Regions from separate parts of the Homo sapiens genome. Here region 1 is linked to region 2. Evidence: chromatin contacts called from ENCODE Hi-C or POLR2A ChIA-PET data. All regions are on one chromosome and are shown on one strand. The core of a region is the stretch at or near the end of the contact, and the rest is flanking DNA. Distances in the headings are between cores, read along the strand shown.

Region 1 (2,700 bases), core at 89-2,588, 340 kb after region 2:
ATATTCTCTCCATGTATATCACTCAATATCACACCGTAGAGGCATATAACTGATAATATTGCCTCTGGCCCATGCCAAATTGCAAGTGGTAGATTTTTTTTTTCCTTCCGAATTAAGAAACACAAGATTTACCCCTTTTCTTGGAAAAGTGTTAAGAGTCTAGCACCCCCAATAACTAGGGTCTACAAATGTCTAAAAGTTATTAATCTTGGTCTGTCTTAACTACCAATTCTCTTAATTTGGGTAACCTCAATTTTGTTGTTGTTTTTTTTTTTTTGAGACAGAGTCTCGCGCTGTCGCCCAGGCTGGAGTGCAGTGGCGCCATCTGGGCTCACTGCAATCCCCGCCTCCCGGGTTCAAGCAATTCTCCTGCCTCAGCCTCCCTAGTAGCTGGGATTACATGTGTGCACCATCACACCCAGCTAGTTTTTGTATTTTTATTAGAGACGGGGTTTCATCATGTTGGCCAGGCTGGTCTCGAACTCCTAACCTCAGGTGATCCACCTGCCTCTGCTTCCCAAAGTGCTGAGATTACAGGCGTGAGACACTGCACCTGGCCTGGGTGACCTCAAATTTTTAAATGAAGGGATTGGAGGTAACATCTAGGATTTTATCTAGTTCTGTCTTCTATGATTCAAACCCCAAATTCTCCACTGCAATGACTGCTTCTGGAATAAATATTCCTGGTTGCCTGTCTCTGAAAAAAAGCTCTCACATAAGGCTAATGAGAGGCGAAACTAAGGCAGGATCTCTCCTTTCAAGACCACATAGTCAGGGTTGTTTAATAAGCACACAAAGTAGAGACATATTTACCCATTCACCATGAAAAAACACCCCTATAAAAGGCCCAATACCTGGGCTTAATAGCTTCATTTCTTGTGTGATCTTGCAGTGTACATCAAAAAATTAACAAATAACATCCAGTGACATGATCTTGGCTCACTACAACCTCCGCCTCCCGGGTTCAAGCGATTCTCCTGTCTCAGCCTCCCTAGTAGCTGGGATTACAGGCATGCACCACCACACCCGGCTAATTTTGTATTTTTAGTGGAGATGGGGTTTCTTTCTCCATATTGGTCAGGATGGTCTCTCTCGAACTACCGACCTCAGGTGATCAGCCCGCCTTACGCCTCCCAAAGTGCTGGGATTACAGGCGTGAGCCACCGCCCCTGGCTCCCCCACCGGCAATTTCTAAAATGTATCGGTCTCCTCCCAAGCCCTTGTTCCTTCATCCCCCACCCGGGGCAGATTCAGACAAGCATTTATTTTAGTTCCTAAGCCGCGCGGTGCTCCCAGCTTCCGCGCCTCTGGGCGGCCCACACCCCTCCCCATCCTCTCCTCCGCGCCGCCGTCTTCGTTGCTCTTGGGTGGCCGCGGCGCCCGCTCCCTCTGAATTCGCCGGGCAGGGATACAGCCGCCCGGGGCCTCTTGCTCGTGCTTGGTTTTCCGGACCTTGCTTCCTAAAGGGTCTTTAGGGGTTCCCGGACTCCTCCGCCTGGGAGCCTCTATCCGCCTGGGAGCCTCTATGCGCCCCGCAAAGCCCCCGGCAGAGCCGAGGGGAGGCTTCATTGGCGACCTGGTGGGGCCTCGCGGCCCTGCTCCCTGACGTCAGCGCCGCCGCGGTGATTTAACAGCTTTTGTTTTGGGCAGAAGAACCTATGGGCACAAAAAGCAGGAACGAGTAGCGGTGGCTGAAGAACGAGCAGGAGCTTGAATTTCAGTTTTCTTATGAGGAATTTTCCAGAAAAGATATCTTCACTGTGAAATAACTAAATAAATGCCCACTCAGTACAGTAAGTATTGATATCGTCCTATAGCATTTGGCTAGAAAGTGGTGTCAATAGGGTTTTTCCTTCAGACTTTGCAATACTGTTCAGAAGGGCCAATGCCAATCCTTCTGTGAGGAAGTTTTTTTCTTCCTAAATATGTTAATTGCCTCAACTTGGACTAACGGTCACACTTGTGAATATGAGTGTAAGAAACAGTTTATTTCTCACATGTATGAAAAGGAAATTTTCTTTCATCTATCTCAGGCCCCTATTCAGCGTAAAATCAAGATTATTTAACTTGCAAGATTAAACAACGACCTTATTTCAAATGAAATAAAATTCAGTCTGATCAGAAACCCCTTGGAGCAGTTTATATTAACCTAATTATCTTTTTACTGCAGTAAGTTAATTGAGGATTATGGAATGCATCTAAAAAGCAGTTATATTTACAGGTCCCAAAATTAAATGCTAAGGAAAAGCATTTCTGCAAACCCAGGTAGTACGGACAAACCGAAGGGAGTTTTATTCTGTCAAGTTTTACTCTAAATTCAATCGTTGATCAGCTAGATCTCGGCTTGGTTATTCTTGGAGGAGCTGCCTTGCAAATGATTCCACTCTGAGCTCGCCGGCCACAGTAGCGTGAAATGGATGGCAGTCAGTTTCCTCTTCCTAAGACTGGGTGTGGTTTCTCTGGGCAGACTACACAGTGGCGACTCTGGCGGGATTTGAGGAGCCTGGAGAGGCCCACCACGTGTGTGTCTCCCCCTAGTGACCAACGGGCTGAAGTTCCTGTGGTTAAAGGCAATTGCTGATTTTGTCATTAGCAGGAAGGTGAAGCTCAACGACCTCCTGCGTGTACAGCACCATTCTAGAAGCTGGATGTGTTTAAAGATATGATGCAATATGTACCCAGAAGGCATAAGACTAGATC
Region 2 (2,700 bases), core at 28-2,527:
GAGAAGGGGACAATGCAAAGTCCTACCTGGTAGGCATCAGGAATGTTGACCGTTTCTCCATGCTCCCCGACATAGCCAATGATACCTTTGCCCCAGGGGACCTGCACCTCATTTGAGTTCTCTGTGCTGCTGCAAGGCAGCAGAGGTGTTCCTGCATGCACATCAAAGAATTTGGAGACCAAGGTCTTCTTGCCAGCAGCTGCCCCTTCCACCAGGAAAAGAGAGCAGCGGTCAGCATCCACCATAAGGCAGACAAAGATGAGAATCTTGTAGCTCAGGCTGGTGAGGTCAAGGTCATTGGAGATATCTTTGACCAATTCCAGAAAGAACTGACGCTCATTATGCTTTTTCAGATGGCACTTGTAGTCGATGGCTGTAGGGGGATACCGAGGCAGATTCACTCTCGATTCCAGCAGCGCACTGAGAATATGGGCTGTGGTGGGGGGCAGGGAGCTTGCCTTCCGGAGAAGTGCCCTCCGTCGTACACTACTCAGGGGTTCCTGAGCCCGGGAGGTCACCTGTTCATCGTAGGTCCTGTTCACGTGGATGGCCTTGGAGCGGGCAAAACTCTTCCTTAGCTCTTTCTGAGAAGCTCTCCGCTGCAGGTTCCCATCGCCCCTGCTGCCACCGGCCCAGCTGGGACTCAAGGGAACCCCACCACAGTCCCCGCCACCGGGAAGGGGCTGGCTGTGGGCAGAGCCATTTGGTCCAGTGCCACCACCAACGCTGCTGCCACCTCTGCAGGTGCTGTGAGCCAAGCTGCTGGTACCAGCCAAAGAGGGCCTTGGACCTAAAGCCCCCTGACCCTGACTGTGCCTCTGCAGCCACTTTTCAACCATCTCCTGCTTCCCCTTCCGCATCAAGTAATCTTCAAACAACTCTGGGTGCCTGTCCAGGAAAGTTTCCACCTCCCCAAAGTCCAGGCGGGAGGCTGCCATGGTCCCAGACAGCTTTCCTTGCCTGTTTACACGTGAACCAAATGTTTTCCTGCCCCGAGGCCTCTAGCTGTTCCTGCACATGTTCACCCCCACCAGTATTCCCAGTTCAGCGCCACCTCCCCTGGAGATTATTCCCAGCAGTGGAATCTGGGAGATGCCCCTTCCTTCTCTGGCTCAGAGTGGCTGGCGCCGACCCCACCCCGTGGTCCTGCTACTCCTGCTCCGCACAGGTGCCCAGCACTGAGCTGCCGCCGCTGCCCCGGCTCCTGTTCCGGAAACCCGAGCTATCGCTGCTCCTGTTCTGGCTGCCGCCGCTGCTGCTGGAACTGCTGCTGTAACCGGATGAGTGGACCGCTGTGACAGGGAGGTAGGGCAGGACACGCCCCTGAGTGAGGCACGGAGCCTGGAGGGAGGAGAGAAGAGGAGGGAGCCGCGGACGCCAGACCAGCCAAAGTCCACGGCCCAGGCTGCCAGGCGGTTCCTGGAAGAGTCTCTGGACGGCCGGAATCGGCGCCTGGGTACAGGACTCCTGATTGGAACACGATTAGAAGAGGGAAACGCACCTTGTTCCTTCCCCGCTTCTTGCTCCCTTACCTCCCCAACCCTCCCTACTCACCGCGCCCCTTAATCCGTTAGCGTTTCGAGGAGGCCCAGCGGGAGCCCAGTGGGAGTCCGAGATACAAGTGTTGATGTTTTGCAGGGATCTGAACACAGAAGCGGACTCCGAGGAATCGAGAGTGTCGTTCACCCTCAGAGACAGGCAGGGTTATTTTTCTGGGATGTGACTGTGGATTGTTGGTTCCCAGGATTCCTGGGACTTGCTCACTAACACTGCCCAGCGCCTTGTGGGTGCTCAGTAAATATTAATGGAATGGCATTTCCCCGAAAATAGCAAATAAAGTTTCCGATGTGAGCAATTCATGACTTTAACCAAATTCATGTACCTGGGGCAGAGACAGATTACACAGAGAAAGGGTGTAAAACACAGTACAGAAAAAGAGTTTACCAGGTAGAGGAAGTAAGTGCTGAAGAGTCTGGAGTATTTAATTAACAGCAGGGAGACCAGCTAGGAGACAGTAAACCAAGCATAGAATCCTGGTAATTTGGAGCTGCTGGTTTCCAAGAAGGTGAGTGGTGATCAAGATTTAAAAAGAAAAAAAACAACGTTTAGCATAGTGCCTGGCACATAAAAAGTGCTCAGTAAATGTTAGCTGTTGTATTACTTTTGTTATTATTATTATTCTAAGGTGACGATGTATGGAAACTTTACTGAATGTAGCTATGTCTCTGGTCACTTGAGTGATCTATCAGTAAAGATGGTTAGTGATATGTTGAAACTGGCTTGTAAGGACTCACAAGTGCCTATTTTAAAATCTCTTTCCAATTCTGTATTCAGTCACATCATGGAGTTTGCAATCAGTCACAACGGGAATGTTTACACCATGGAAATCAGCAAATGTTATGTGTCAGGGTTTTTTTTTTTTTAATGGACTGCTAATTGTTAAACATTTACGGATATGCAGTGGAAATAATCCAAATGTCCATCAGCTGAGGAACAGACAAATAAAATGTGATAACTCCATACAATGGAATATTATTCAATCATAAAATGGAATAAAGCACTGACACGTGCTAGTACTCGAATGAAGCTTAAAAACATCATGCAAAATGAAAGAAGCCACTCACAAATGACCACATAGTGTAAAATTTCATTTGTAAGAAATGTCCAGAATAGGCAAATCCATACAGACAGAAAGTAGAT

The links. A loop is a pair of places that touch in the nucleus more often than their neighbours do. ChIA-PET counts read pairs that join two places held with the same protein, here RNA polymerase II (POLR2A). Pooled maps may share reads with other maps.
Region 1: a pooled map shows a loop between it and region 2 (2.7-fold over the local background). The contact joins the promoter of CHROMR here to the promoter of PDE11A in region 2. A Hi-C loop is called at or near these places in 1 of 50 pooled maps. POLR2A ChIA-PET finds 5 or more read pairs at or near these places in 4 of 52 experiments (HEK293, activated T-cell and naive thymus-derived CD4-positive, alpha-beta T cell).

The regions. Positions count from the first base shown.
Region 1 is chr2:178,412,321-178,415,020 of GRCh38, forward strand. It overlaps CHROMR (cholesterol induced regulator of metabolism RNA), which reads left to right and starts at 1,339. Exons shown (of 5, transcript NR_110204.1): 1 at 1,339-1,793. RefSeq lists enhancers at 1,103-1,678, 1,508-1,707, 2,209-2,468, 2,256-2,700.
Region 2 is chr2:178,071,500-178,074,199 of GRCh38, forward strand. PDE11A (phosphodiesterase 11A) reads right to left here and starts at 1,278. Exons shown (of 20, transcript NM_016953.4): 1 at 27-1,278. The coding sequence starts at 938.